Regions from separate parts of the Mus musculus genome. Here regions 1 and 2 are each linked to region 3. The links are chromatin loops, found by intact Hi-C in ENCODE. Cell type or tissue: left cerebral cortex. All regions are shown on one strand.

What was found. A loop is a pair of places that touch in the nucleus more often than their neighbours do. Peaks named below come from ENCODE experiments on the same cell type or tissue, not always from the same donor. Only the 100,000 strongest peaks of a DNase experiment are listed, where the experiment ranks them.
Region 1: it touches region 3 in a loop (6-fold over the local background); 22 of 42 quality-filtered maps call a loop at or near these places.
Region 2: it touches region 3 in a loop (2.5-fold over the local background); 15 of 42 quality-filtered maps call a loop at or near these places.

What each region holds. Positions count from the first base shown.
Region 1 is chr9:121,844,278-121,849,277 of GRCm38, reverse strand. It overlaps Higd1a (HIG1 domain family, member 1A), which reads left to right. Exons shown (of 4, transcript NM_019814.5): 4 at 1-721. Among named protein-coding and RNA genes, the nearest start is that of Ccdc13, 7.3 kb to the right of the region's middle. In left cerebral cortex, CTCF peaks have their summits at 853 (motif pointing left) and 2,582 (motif pointing left); a DNase peak (open chromatin) is centred at 2,590.
Region 2 is chr9:121,854,727-121,859,726 of GRCm38, reverse strand. Higd1a (HIG1 domain family, member 1A) reads left to right here and starts at 1,931. Exons shown (of 4, transcript NM_019814.5): 1 at 1,931-2,215. It overlaps Gm47112 (predicted gene, 47112), which reads right to left and starts at 1,980. Exons shown (of 1, transcript NR_168944.1): 1 at 519-1,980. In left cerebral cortex, a CTCF peak has its summit at 1,914 (motif pointing right); DNase peaks (open chromatin) are centred at 1,773 and 2,035; H3K4me3 peaks cover 2,256 bases; H3K27ac peaks cover 1,724 bases.
Region 3 is chr9:121,982,207-121,987,206 of GRCm38, reverse strand. It overlaps Pomgnt2 (protein O-linked mannose beta 1,4-N-acetylglucosaminyltransferase 2), which reads left to right. Exons shown (of 2, transcript NM_153540.4): 2 at 3,384-5,000. The coding sequence starts at 3,494. It also overlaps a transcript of Gask1a not described here. Among named protein-coding and RNA genes, the nearest start is that of Gm39463, 11 kb to the left of the region's middle. In left cerebral cortex, CTCF peaks have their summits at 1,883 (motif pointing right) and 3,479 (motif pointing left); DNase peaks (open chromatin) are centred at 1,941, 2,556, 3,494 and 4,350; H3K27ac peaks cover 1,062 bases.

The sequences.
Region 1 (5,000 bases), 140 kb after region 3:
TGCTCTGGTTCGTTTATTTTGTCTGCTTGTGGGCTGACTTCAGAACTTCAGGTTTTAAGGTTTGTTGGCTTCTGAAAACACTTTCCAAAGAGTCCACAAAATATAACTAGCTTATAAATCCCCTATAACTAAGTAGGAGGGAGAGAGAGAAAGAGATTGTGTGTGTGTGTGTGTGTGCGTGTGTGCATGCGTGCGTGCGTGCACGTACAGCAACTTGGAAAGCTGATAAGAGCTGCAGAAAGGCAGTGTTTATTAAAATCACACTTAGAAACTGGTTGTGGGTTCTGGTTAAGCTCTTTTATAATTGCAAAGTTCTATTTTTGCTGCTTGGTAGTAGGATAATTCTTAAACATCTTAAACTATAGGTTTTTGTTTCTTTTTTGTGGTACTAGGCATTACGTGCAGGGTCTCACATAGGCCAAGCAAGTGCTGTACCATGGAGTTGAACCCCGGCAGCAGTAGGTACTGTATGTTGTAACACAAGGATAAAGGAAATACATGGCCTAGTACAGGCAGTGTGTCTACTTCGTAAGAGCCGTGTCTATCCAGGTACCAAAAGTGAGAGGTCAGCAGTGGGTGGGCTGGTGTTTTGAGACATTACACACATACTTGGACATACAGAATGTTAAGTGCACTTTGAAATCCATGTCCAACCCAAACTAATATTCCATAGAGACAAGGTGTCATATGTATTGTTATTAAAATAACTCTGAACATATCAGATGTCTTGTTTTTATTTCAGTTTTGAAAAAGTAAATCCTTCCAGCACAAAGATTAGAAAACAGAATACCTGTGGTAGTAGACGGTTAGAGGCCATCTACAGCTAGAACTGAATGCTGCCATCTGTTGGGTACTTACTGTGTGCCCCACCCTGCTCTGAGAGAGTTTGACTTTCAGTTATTTGTGGTTGTGAGCGTGTGTGTGGTTATGAGCATATGAGTGCAAGTGCCCATGAGGCTGAAGGCATAGAGTATCCCTGGAGCTGGAATTATAGGCAGTTGTACTGGGAAATGAATTTGGGTTCTCTGCAAGAGCACTTCTTGCTCTTAACCATTGAGCCGTCTTTCCAGCTCCCTCCTTTTATCTTCGTTGTTTGTGTGCAGCAGTCACGAGACAATTTTGAGGAGTCAGTTTTCTCCCACCATGGATCCTGGGTATCAACAGGTTCATAGTCTGTGTAGCAAGCACCTTTTCCTGCTGAGTCATGGTGCTGGCCCTTTAAGAACTTGAACATACAGTGTCATTAAACTAATGATATAGGAGATAGTGCCCACGCCACAGACCTGCACATTCCAGGGTCACAGGGCCTGCATTCCAGGTGCTGTGCTGTGCTGCCTACAGGACTGACCATAGGGCTTTGTTTTTCACTGTTCCCGTGTAAACTGGAACTTTAGAAGAGTCCATGATAGCATGACAGGGGCCAGCAGATGTTAGGCACTTGCTGTGGTGGCCTTTGTGACATTGGAGTGGCAGTAGTGATAGATGGTATTTCATACAGTTAAACAAGAGGCTGCAACTCTCATGGTCCTAATCACAGACTGTATAGCCCGATCCAGTCAGAGTTTTCCGTCTTCCCAGCCGTGACACGAGAGTGTGGACTAGCCGTGCTACTGCGCCCCTGTCTAGCTGCTGCTGGAAAAGTTTGAGAAAGCTTTCCAAATTTTGGCTTCCTGCTTTAACAGTGTTCTGAGTTTTGAGAACTTGTTACTAAGTGCCACCTATACTCATGGTTCGGCCACTCTGAGCAAGAGAGCTGTGACTTCCTCATCTAAGGTAGAGACACTACCTAGGATTAGAGAAAGAAAGTCCAAGGGACCTAGCCTGGCATGTCACGCTTCCGTAACCCAGTGCATGGCTGCTGCTTTATAACTGTACTGAGTATAGGGGTGAAGTCCCAGCAGGCTGGCACTAAGTGATTGCGGCAGAACATGGTGGCTGCCAATAGAAGCAGCAGCAGGAGCAGCTGGCTGGGCTTCCAAGCCCAGGGTTGGGATCGGGAGGCTCTCCAAGGCAAAAGCATTCTACTTTGCCTTCTCAGGGAACTCTCCTCCTAAGGTTGGGTATAATGGAGTGTGGGGTGACTGTGTCAGGCCTTTCTTGCCCAGTTACCTGTCAGTGTATCCCAAGTCCCTTTCACCCAAAGCACTTGGCATTAGTTCCCTGTTCAGCCAATGCCTGCTGACTTCATTAGAGTGAATCTTGGGTTTGGTTTGGGGTTTTTGGTTTTTTGTTGTTGTTGTTTTTTTTTTTTTTTTTGCGTTTATGACGTTCCAGCTGGTCCTTTGTCCGTGGGTTCCACACCCATGGAGTTCGTCCCACCACAGATCTGAAATTGTTTGTTTTTGTGTCAGTGGTGAGCATGTGTGGACTTCCTTTTCCTGTGGGGGTTCCTCAGAGTGTTGTGTACAACTGTTACACAGCGTTGTGTTGCAGTAGGCAGTGTGAGTGAGATTGAGAGACTGAAAGACTGCGGCAGAACCCTCACCCTCTTGTTAGGAGACCTGAGCGCCCATGCAGGTTTGGGTCCTTCCTGGGGGCTCTGGAACAACTGGGGATGCTGTGTCTGAGCAACGGTGACATCTAGTGTCCAGAGTTGGGTATGACTAGATTTACAAGCTCCCTGATCTTGGTGCTCATGGAAACCATGCCTCCTGTCCCACAGCTGTCCAGAGTCCCTAGGATTCACAGTTAAGGTTCCATCCCTGTGTAATTCCTCAGCCCATTCCCTCGCAGCCGCAAAGCCAAAATAAAGCGGAATGATCTGAAGTGAAGGCTACCGTGTGTCAAGCAGCAGAGCTGCCAGGACCTATGTACTCCGCCCTGTTGAGACCCAGGCCATTAGATACAATGCACGTGACCAGTGATGGCTTTACCTGGGTACGTTCAGGAAGAACCAGTTCCTGGCTCAAGAAATTTGCTCTCCCTTAGCCACCTGCACTGGGCAGAGACAAAAGAGGAGAGTTACCCGGGTCAAGCTGAGGCCATTGTTGGGCTCCACCTTTAGCAGAGGCTGCTATCCACTTCCCTGGTTTGCTTTTCTGTCAGCAACACCACCTTCTACCTCCTCTTGCTCTGAATCTTACAGGAGTCTTTCCTGCCTCTTATCTAATGGACCAATAACCAAGCCCCGTCAGCTTGTCTCACATCTGTCCCCTCCTCTCCCTGTTCCCTCTACTTTTTACCTAGGCCTGTTTCTTCTCCCAGGTGCTAGTGAGGAAGAGGCTGAAGAGACCCACACACAAACTGTTCACTCTACAAAGGATGTCTATTACTAGTAAGCATATAAGGTCAAGGGGCTAGGCAGCAGGAGAGACTGGCAATTCCTGAGATCAGACGGCCTCCACCTGCAGCTGGGGATGTGGCTCAATGGTAAAGCATTTGTCTAGCATATTTGAAGCCTTGGGTTCGATGTCCAGCACCAGAAAGAGAGAGAGAGAGAAAGAAAGAGAAAACCAGCTAGATTACAAATATCAGACAACAAAAACCTGTGAGATGGGCTGAGAATAGAATAGAGAAATCTTGGTAGGAAAATCACAGTGTATTCCCACAGTCCGTTGCGCTGCTGACTTGGTGCAGGGCTGGGTCAGATCGCATCCATTTGGGTGGTCACCTGGAACAGAGAGCCACAGGATCTTGTCAGAACACTGGGCTTTCTGAGAAAGTCAACAGGGGTCTCCAGTATGAGATCCCCATATATACCAACGCATCTTCAGTATTAGCTTAGTTGGTAGACGCAGACTTGCCTGGAGCCAAGTGACAATCCACAAGGACAATGTTCCAGGGTTACAGGAATGGGGCCAGCAAAACCCAGGGCCATCACAAGCTGAAGAGGCAGAACTAACGCCAAAAAATCTTGAATCTGAAGAAACTGAACATTTTAATCCTCTGGGGCTCCTGAGTAGGGAGCTGAATAATCAGAAAGGCTTAAATTAAAACCCTGGGCTGAGCTGGCCTGTGGTGGCGTGTGCCATTAGCCCCAGCACTTGGTATGCAGGCAGATCTCTGAATGCAAGGCCAGCCTGGGCTACCAAAGGAGTTCCAGGACTACACAGAGAAACCCTGTCTCAAAAGCCAAACCTGCCCTTATGAAGCAGGACAGCTGGGTGTGTAGGTACTACTGACATACAAGGCCATTTCACATGTTACAGACCTCTGCCACGCCTGTTAGACTCCTACAACAATGGAAACCCTTCTGCTTATGAAGAAGGAAACCGGAGAGCCAGCTCAGTGGTTAAGAGCATTGGCTGCTCTTCCAGAGGACAGAATTCTCAGGTTCAATTCAAAGCACCCATATGGCCCCTCACAGCTGTCCTGTAATTCCAGGTCCAAGGCATCTAGTGGCCTCTTCTGGTCTTGGGCACCAAGTACACACATGGTGAACAGACACACATGCTGGGAAATATTATTCACATAAAATAATTTTTACAAAAGAAAATGGAAGTCTGGCTTGGCTCATGTCAGAGTCACTTTCCTGTTCAATTTCGTTTCTCATGGAGTAGAACGACTTAATGTTCATCATTTGTAGGAGGAATATAATTTCAGTGAGGGGAGTCTACCTGACGACCCTGTTCAAGAAGATAAATATGCATGGGCTGGGACGATGGCTCAGCGTTACCTTGCAAACCTGACAACCTCAATTAGGCAAGAACTCATATATAAAACGACAAGTATAACCAGGCAGTGGTGTAACATGCCATTAACCCCAGCACGGATCTCTGAATTTGAGGGCAGCCTGGTCTACAGAGCAAGTTCCAGGACAGCCAGGGCTACACAGAGAAGCCCTGTCTCAAAAAAGTAAATAAATAAAAAATAAAAATAAAAAGGCTAGTATAGAGTTACTTACACTTGTGATTCCAGTGCCAGAGAAACAAGCAGGCAGCCAGGCTAGCCAAATTAGTGATCCTGGGGCCAGAGAAAGGCCCTGTGTTCAAGAGCACTTTCTGTTGGTATGGAAAAGTACTCTAACAAAAGCCAATTAGGAGGAAAAGTTGATTTTAGAG
Region 2 (5,000 bases), 130 kb after region 3:
CACTACGCCCAGCACTACCTCTTGTCCTATGACTCAGGTGAGGAAGTTCCATCATTCTTTGGTCTAGTGTGTTTGCTAAGCTTGTGGGCCTGGTTTCTCTGATATGGTTTTGGTATGTCCAAGTGTTCTGATTTAATCTGATGACTTCATAAGACGGTGCTTTTTCATTGGTGTATATACATCCATGTCTTGTGGTCTGTGCAGCACAGTTGAATGTTCTTTGTGATAAGCTGTATGTCCAACATCTGGTGGTTATCTACTTACCCAGGTAAGCATCCTGCCTTAGCAAGAGATTTTAGAAATTGAACAAAGTGTTGGTGTAGAAAACAGTTACTCCAGGCAAGGCTCAGTCAGCCTCAGCAGAAACTCAGAGCAGGGCACTGCCGATCTCCTATGGAACATGCTTTCTCTAGTCAGGTCTTTCTTCGTTTACCACCACTGACTCCTGCTCAGCAAAGCTGTGTTTAGCACACCCATACAAAGAACATACTTTCAAAGACACAAAGCTGCCACATATCCAAGGTATGGAAAGCTTTATTTCATTTTTGTTCTTTGAACCAGGGCTTCTCTGTGTAGTCCTGGCTGTCCTGGAACTTGTACTGTAGACAAGGAAGGACTTGAACTCTGAGATCCACCTGCCTCCCTCCTAAATACTAGGATTAAAGGTGTGCACCACCATAAAAGTTTTATTTTAAAAATATGTGTATCTTGCCTGCATGTATACATGTATGTGCATCATATATACATGCCTGGTGCCTGAAGCAGTCAAAAGAGGGTTTGAGTTCCACTGAGTTGGGATGGTTGGGAGCCTCACGTTGAGTGTCAGGAACTGAACCTGGATCCTCTTGTAAGAAGAGTAACAAGTGCCTTTAAATCACTGGGACAACTCTCCAGCCACAGGCATAGAGTTTTATCATGTATAACATGGAATGTTTCCTACATATGACTTAACTCAAATAATTTTTAACCTGTGTTTGATCCTTGGAACCTGTGGGCAAAGGAAACAACAGGTCCCTTCATGTTGTCCTCTGCTCTCCACACATTTGCCATAGCACATGTGCCCCTCCCCACAATAAATAAAATGGTAATACAAAATTTTAATATTCAGTCATGACACCTGTTATGTAGTTATTGGAAGGTGGCTCATAAGACTACACCAGCCTTCAGGAAATTCAAGAAACGTATTGAGGGCCCAACAAGATGGTTCACTGGGTAAAGGCCACCAAATCCCACAATCAGAGTTCTAGCCCCAGGGTCCAGACATTAGGAGGTGACTGGTGAAGGTTGTCCTCTGACCTCAGCAAATGTTCACACAAGTAAATGTAATAAAATTAGTTTACAAAGAAAAGAAACATTGAGGTATGGGGAAGTTAGAAAGTTAGCCGATTCACTGTGGTTCCTCTTGCCAGTTTATATAATCGGTGCACAAAGGGGGAAGAAGCCCTCTGCAGAGCTGCCTCTGGCGGGGCAAGGGGTGGGCAGGGTAGACAAGACGGAATCCTTTCTCTTGTCCGTGGTTGGTGCTCTATTCGGGGTGAGGAGACAATTGTTCCTCTCCCTGAAGTCACTCAAAGTTGAGTACCTACCAGTAGCCTACCTCTCTCAGAGGCCGCCATGTTCTGCTACGCTGAGAGTCTTGGACAGACACGTCCCATAGTGGGGCTGTCGGTGTCTGCCATCCCCGGAGCCCACACGAAGCCCCGCCCCGGAAGCTGCCTGCCCCATCAGACTCCTCCCCAGGCATGTGTGAGGTCACTGCTCTCCGGCCACCACCAGCTCCGGGGAGGGACCCAAAGGCGCCCCGACGGCGCATGCTCCCGCTCGGGCGGGCCGCTCGGCTCACCTAAGCCGGTCTAGCCTGCGTGCGTGGCGTTCGCGGAGCCCAGCGAACCGGTCGCGAGAACCTCGAGGCAATTGGGGTTGGGAGGCAGCGGCCGCCAGGCGGCACCGCGCCAGCACTGCCGCCCAGGCCTCACGTCTGACACGAACAGCGCGCGCCGCCACGAACCGGGCCGGCCCCCCAGCCAATGGGCGCCGCGCTACAAGTGACCACGCCCACCGCCCCTCGCACGTAAAGGGAGTCTCTGGCCCGGCCTCGCCGGCTGCTGGCTTCTGATTGGCTGGGGCGAGCAGTGGCCGCAGCAGGCGAAGCCGGTGTTCTCGCACTCGGGTGGCGGCCAGAAACCGGCAGGACTGGAAGGGACCCCGCGTCTCGGTGAGTGAAGCGGGAGCCGGGCGGGAGGCGAGGGCTGCGGGGCGGGGGGTCCCTCGGGTGGGCGGAGGACTTGGGGTCCCCGTCGGCCAGTGCATGTGGAGCCGGAGGAAGGAGGCCGGAGCTTCTGGAGCGGATCGTGGCCGAGGGAACGAGAGTCGCGGAGGAGGCAACGATGGCAAACGGGGACCGGGCTGGTGCCAGCTTCGGGGATCCCGGGAGCAGTGGGAGGAGAGGGAGAGGGAGCGCGATCGCACGGGTCTAGGAGTCTGGACAAGGTCACAAGAAGGTGGGAGGTGAGGCAGGGCGCAGCGCTCGGGCACCTCGGCCTGGCCTTCCCGGGCGCCACCCGGGGTTTGCGCAGACCTTACGTGACCCTGTGTCACCGGATGGAGGAGGGAAGGCTGTGGCGGAATGCGAATGCCCCTGACAAGGGAACGGGGTGCAGAGATCACAAAAGCACGACTAAGGTTCAGGTGTGCCAGCCGTCCGGGTGACTCGATTCTGTTCTCTGCTTCCCTCGTTTATTCCTGGGGTGGAAAGCAGTCCTCTCTTTGAGGGGGTGATCCCTACCCGGGAATCTGCTTCCCGGACTACTGAGGCCCCCTGCAAATTGACAGTTTGGATGCAAATTCTTGACAGGTTCAAAAGGTTCTCGGTGCTCCTGGAATGTGCTAGAAGGTCTTCTCTGCACAGTATAACTTGAAAGGGCTTCTTAAGATACAAATCCTAGTGTTGTGCCCCTGGCCGTTTGAATCACAATCTCAGAGAAGCCATTTTGCACAAGCTGACAGGTAACTTAGGCAAAATCAGAATTTAAAATTTACTATTTTAGGTAATAGTTCTTAGGACCAAAGGGACATGCTGGGAAGAGTCTTCAGCTGTTATATCACCTGATGCCCAACCATTTTCTTATTTACCTCTTCTAGGTTGCCATGCCTTTGGAAAAGTGTGTCAGTAGTTATGCCTGGCCTTACAGAATAATGTGCTCAGCAAACTAAGTTTGAATATCTGGTTATTGCTGACTTAAAAATAAAAATATGTTCTACTTTCTGACAGATATAGGTCAGTCATTGGGTGAGTGAGATAATAAAAAAAAATCTAGTGGGAAAAAATCTTTTTAACTTGGAATTGAAATTGTTAGATAATTTAACTGAAGAGAGAATAGCCCATTTAACTATAGGTGTAATGTACACAGTTTTTACAGTTCAAAGACAGTATGAATTTTTATATTTTCAGTTCAGATTTACACCTGTAACATAAAAATGTTCATTTAACAATAAATAAATTGTCAAACAAAACTGTGGACTGTATGTGGGGAGTCAGATTGTAATCCTACCTTCCAGAAATATATTCCTGGTGTGGAACAATCCACATGACCCTTATATTATGGTCATATAATTCAAACTCATTTATCCACCTGTAAAATAAGGATATTGATCATCATCTCTTACTTAATTTCTTACACTTAAGTTATGATTTGAGCTTATTGACCGTGAGTTTTAAAGCATGTCCTTTCCTTTTCACCTAAGTGGCTATATTTCATAAATACTACCACCACTACCACCTCTTCCTTCTCTTCTTCTTCCTCCTCCTCTTCCAGCATGGTTTTGCTGTGTAGCCCAGGCTAGCTTCAAACTTGAGATCTCCTGCTTCCCGTAGTCTGATACTGACATTACATGCAATTTCCACCACAGCACACTCTTCAGTTTCCTCATCTTTTTGTAGCCCTTTCTGGTAGCCAAATGCATATATAATTGGTACAAATTCGTACCTTTGCATTGGAGTAAATGCCTTATCCACTGGGTCATATAATTACAGTTCTATCCATGTGGCTTTCTTTGTGCTCCAGACTCATCTTCAGCTTCTTGCCTGACATCTGCCCTGTCATGCCTGATGGGCGTCTTTTGTAAATTTGATTTCATTATTTTTGTTGTTGTCTTGAGACAGAGTGTTGCTTTGCAGCCTAGGCTAGCTTTGCACTCCTGATCCTCTCCCCTCTTGAGGGCTGAAATTATAGGCACATATCACCACTCTGGCTATCATTAGTCCCCTAAAAGAAATAATGGCTACATGATGCGCCCCAATTCTTAACCGCATTATGAAATTAACAACATTCTGAAAGTGAGGTCAAATGCCCCACCCATTCCAGCTTGATAATCTATATCACATACTCGTGATGAAGGGAAGGGATGGGTGTCTTCTGTTCTTTTATATACAGTAAAGAAATAGTTCTCTCTCCCTCCCCCTCCCCCTCCCCCTTTTGCTCCATGAACCCACTGGACAATACACATAACCACCTAGGAAATGGGGAAAAGATGCCAGCCATGGTTTGTTTCCTTATTTATGGTGTGTTTGTTGACAATGCTGGGGATCTAACCTGTGACCTCAAGCAAGCTTAGCAAGTGCTCTGTCACTGAGCTGTGTCCCCAGCACAATAGAGGTGCCTCTCTCATGATGAGTTCAGGAGGCATAAACACAAAGGGAGATTTGTTTTGTTTTATATTTTCGAGATAGAGTCCCTCTATTATGTAGCTCTGGCTGTCCTGGAACACAGAGATCCATCTGCCTCTACCTCTTGAGTGCTGGGATTAAAGATGTGTATTACCCTCCCCAACCACAAAGGGATGTTTTTAAAGTAGATTGTAGTCTGATAATTTTTGTCACTTGTAACTTCAAGGAATCAAGACCCACTCAGGATATTTTCTCATTTTCATAGATGCTGTGTAAGAACAATAAAAGGAAATGGGCATAGGTGTGTGCAGCTTGGTGGTCTCACATTGCCTGA
Region 3 (5,000 bases):
TCCCATGTGACAGCTCACGGCCATCTGTAACTCCAATTACAGAGCATTGGTTGTCCTTTTGGTCCTCCAAGGGTATCGTACTTATATGTTGCACAGACGTAGATGCAGGCAAAACACTCATACACATAAATAAAAAGGTCATTAAAAATTAAATAGAACAGAGAGTGAGCAGGGAAAGTACTTGTCATTGACCATGGACCTCCACAGGCATGTGCACAGATGTCATTGACCTCCACAGACATGTGCACACATGTGCATGTGCACAGATGTCATTGACCATTGGCCTCCACATGCATGTGCACACATGTCATTGACCTTCACAGGCATGTGTGCACATATGTCATTGACCTCCACAGACATGTGCACACATGTGCACAGATGTCATTGACCTCCACAGGCATGTGCACACATGTGCATATATGTGCATGCACACCCTCACGTATTTACACACTTATCACACACAAGTTTGTTTCCGAAAAGTTTACTTACAGCCCTCTCCCTCCTTGCTGGCAGAGCAGAGGAGGGGCCACAGAAGCTGCTTCTGTTAAGGGGCAGACTCGTGGTCTGAGTCTATTAAAGGCTCTGAGGCCATTCTCAGAGTAATGTTGAGATTGGAGCTGGCATGTTTGAACTTCTCTGTCCTCAGCCAGGTTTGCCTTTACACTGTCTCCATCACCAGGCTTGCTTGGGGAAATAAGCAGGGACACAGTCACAGCCCCCCGCCAGCAGTCAGGGACTTGTGCAGAGGAATTACAGATCTCTTACATGGGGTGGGGCTGGGGTGTTCTGCATTGGGGTTCCTTTTCCTGGTGTGATACAGGCAGGGGTTTTGTTTTAGGTGTGGTTGTCATGGGTGCCACATATGCTAAGACACTGAGCAGGGCCTGGCTCTTACTTTAAAATGTACATGGTGGCCTCACCCAGACTGGACACAGGCAGAGAAGCTCTTTCTTCGTGTGAAGTGTCCATCACAGACCCTCATCCTGTCTAGAGCCCGTCTGTCAGGAAGCTCTGGGCACTTGGAGCCCAGAGGGTGGGTGTCTCCTTTAGTCTTCAGAGCATGCTCGCCTGCAGACCCTAAGGAGCCAGCAGAGGCTTTCAGGGTGAGTGGGTGGAGAAAATAATACGTTTTCCCAGGTGGCTCCAGCCTCTTGCTCAAGTAGTCTTAGCAGCCTCCATTTGCCTTTGATTAAAGCTCTTCCTGCCTCTGTCTGATATCTTGGTTCTGCCAAAACTTTTGATCTTGCTGACTTAAGTAGAATGCTACAATGCAATTGGAGTGGGTGTGGGGTCATGCAGGAGAATGTGGGAAAGACCCTGGATTTTATCATGACCGCTGAGTGCCCCATACCATGGCTCCTTCACAGTGACAAAATACAGGGCCCCATTAGAAAGGATATTCTAAAGCAAAGGTGGTGAACAAGTCTGTTGTCTGTCCTCAGTCCTGGTTTACCTGAGTGAGTGTACGCAATCAGAAAGGCTAACCCACATAGCCACAGCCTTACCCCCGTGGGTGAGCTCAGAGCCCTTGGAGAAGCCTTCGCACAGTCCCTTAGCTACACTCAGTCATCTGGTTCCAGTCACTCAGTTCCAGTCACTTGGCCTTGGTTGGGGCTGCCTGACTGTAAGTAGCAGAGTCAGTCCACCCCATGCGTTAGACCACAGGAGGATCTGGCAGAATGTTTACTCTCAGAAATTCCCATTTCCCCCCTTCCATATCTATACTACCCTCTGCCAGCACCATATTAGAAGGCCATAGGATGGGTACTCACATCTAACTAGAAACACCTTCCATCCTCTGAGGGTCCAGAAACAGCCAGGGTCAGGTCCTGTGACCCTTCTACCCCAGGGTCTGACCTGAGTCTCCTGCTGCCTCCTGCAGTCCTGCTTCTCTCCAGCAGATGGCACTGGTGTCAAGCTGCTGATTCTCTGTAACTGGTTTGCTGTGTCATGCGGTTTCTACGGAGATTGGGGGGTCACAGGGATATGGATGCAGCATTGTTCTGCTGGGGCTGTGCACATCACTCAGAAAGCTGTGCCCTCCTATCAGGTGCCTGTCTGTGATAAGCCAGAGCCCCTACTCAACCCAGCTTCAAAGATGAAGACAGTTCTCTCACATCAGGAGACTTGGAGACATCAGGGTTCCTGTGACTCTCCTGCAGTCTGTGCCCTCAAGCCGGTTTGCTTGTGGTTGGCAGCCATGAGACACCCCTTTTCTCCTGCCCATTGGGTAGGAACACGGACTGGCTTCTTCACCTAGTCTGAGCAGTGCCTCTTAGACAGCAGGGTTGGGCCAGAAATGCAGAAGTGAGCTCTCTGGCACCCCAAGGGCCGCGTCTCTGCCTCCTCTGGTTCCCAGGAGATTCAGCACGGGGACTCTGAGGATGTGTGAGGACACCGAGGAACTCCTTAGGAAGAGTGGACATCGACAGAAACGACCATCTCACTGCTAACCTGGAGACCCAGGGAGCAAGGCTGGGTACTGCCCCAGTCCAGGGCGCCTCAGTGGCACCCGGCCACACTCACTGACTGCTCTTTGTCTCCTTTTGGAGATTTCTGTGCTTAGATTTGAAACACTGTTTCAAGGAGCAGTGACCGAAGCAGCCAGTCAGCTCCTGCCTAACACTGCCCAGCCTTGGCTCTGAATCACGAAGGCAGGAGAGTGCCCAGGGTGCTTCCGGACACATGTGGCTCTTTATTGACCATCAGGTGTCCCAACCCTTTTCCTTGCCCTGGAGGCCTCACCTCTCAGGAAACCTAACAACGAAATGGTTCTTTTTGTACATCAGAAAAAGGTTGGGTGCCAGGATTTCAACCAGTACATCATCTCTGACCTCCAAGGCACTTGAACACTTGCTCTTATTAACAGGTGCCTGAATTCCAAACGAAAGGCCACCCAGGAGGCCAAGTGAGTGAATGTGCCTGGTCCTTAATCCCCAGAGGCCTCAGTACTAGCACTAATTACTAATTGGAAATAGATGTTGGCCCAAAACCTGTGCCTCGCTGAAGTTCTGCGGGGCTCTGATGGTGGTAATGTTTTTCCTCCACAGCACAAGTATGTGTAGCACACTCCTCTTGGCGTCATCAGAGGCTGTTGAAGCCACAAGGTACTTTACCTTAAAGCAGAACAGATTCAGCTAGCTGCTATTGAAGGGGGGCGGTGAGGGTTCATCCAGGTAGAGGCAGCTGAGTGATGCAGGTGTGATTAGAAGAGTAACGTGTGCCCATGAACACACACAAATCTTTTAAAAGCCTAGAACCTGTAATTTGACTCACGTTATGTTACCAGGGAGCTTTGCTGAAGAGGTAGGGTGGAGGAAGCACACGGTGGGAGTGTGCTGTGACTCCTGGCTGGGTTGACTCTTCTCTCTGACCCTTTGCAGGCATTTTCTGGTCCTCCAGTAGTACACTTAGGGATGGATGGGTGAAGTCCCCCGGGCTGTGGCACTGCCCAGCAGCCATCGTCTCGCTGAGGCCCCCTGGTGGCGATAGGATGCACCTCTCTGCCGTATTCAACGCCCTCCTGGTATCAGTGCTGGCTGCGGTCCTGTGGAAGCATGTTCGGTTGCGGGAGCATGCGGCCACGCTAGAGGAGGAGCTGGCCCTTGGACAGCAGTCCCTGGATCCAGTCCTAGGACTGAAGATCGACTACCCGAAGGCCCTGCAGATCCTCATGGAGGGCGGCACCCACATGGTGTGCACAGGCCGCACCCACACGGACCGCATCTGCCGCTTCAAGTGGCTCTGCTACTCCAATGAGGCCGAAGAATTCATCTTTTTCCATGGCAACTCATCTGTGATGCTGCCCAACCTGGGCTCCCGGCGCTTCCAGCCGGCCCTGCTGGACCTGTCCACTGTGGAGGACCATAATGCCCAGTACTTCAACTTCGTGGAGCTGCCCGCTGCAGCCCTGCGCTTCATGCCAAAGCCAGTGTTCGTGCCTGATGTAGCCCTCATCGCCAACCGCTTCAACCCCGATAACCTCATGCACGTCTTTCATGATGACCTGCTCCCACTCTTCTACACACTGAGGCAGTTCCCCGGCCTGGCCCAAGAGGCCCGGCTCTTTTTCATGGAGGGATGGGGTGAGGGTGCCCACTTTGACCTCTATAAACTCCTCAGCCCCAAGCAGCCGCTTCTACGTGCACAGCTCAAGACACTGGGCCGACTGCTCTGCTTTTCCCATGCTTTCGTGGGCCTGTCCAAGGTTACCACCTGGTACCAATACGGCTTTGTACAGCCCCAGGGCCCAAAAGCCAACATCCTGGTCTCTGGCAATGAGATCCGGCAGTTCACGCGCTTCATGACTGAAAGGCTGAACGTGAGCCACGCGGGGGCGCCCCTGGGGGAGGAATACATTCTGGTCTTCAGTCGCACCCAGAACAGACTCATCCTGAACGAGGCAGAGCTGTTGCTGGAGCTGGCACAAGAGTTCCAGATGAAGACGGTTACAGTGTCCCTGGAGGACCACACCTTTGCTGATGTCGTGCGGCTGGTCAGCAATGCCTCCATGTTGGTCAGCATGCATGGGGCCCAGCTGGTTACGGCCCTCTTCCTGCCCCGCGGGGCTACCGTGGTTGAACTCTTCCCTTACGCTGTCAATCCTGACCACTACACCCCCTATAAGACGCTGGCCACACTGCCTGGCATGGACCTGCAGTATGTAGCCTGGCGAAACATGATCCGGGAGAACACAGTCACACACCCTGAGCGACCGTGGGACCAAGGGGGCATCACCCACCTGGACCGGGCTGAGCAGGCCCGTATCCTGCAGAGCCGAGAGGTCCCCCGGCATCTCTGTTGCCGGAACCCAGAGTGGCTATTCCGAATCTACCAGGACACCAGGGTGGACATCCCATCCCTTATGCAATCCATTCGGCGTGTGGTGAAGGGCCGGCCGGGGCCACGGAGGCAGAGGTGGGCAATCAGCCTGTACCCGGGCAAGGTGCGGGAGGCTCGATGTCAGGCGTCAGTGCAGGGTGCCACCGAGGCCCGCCTGT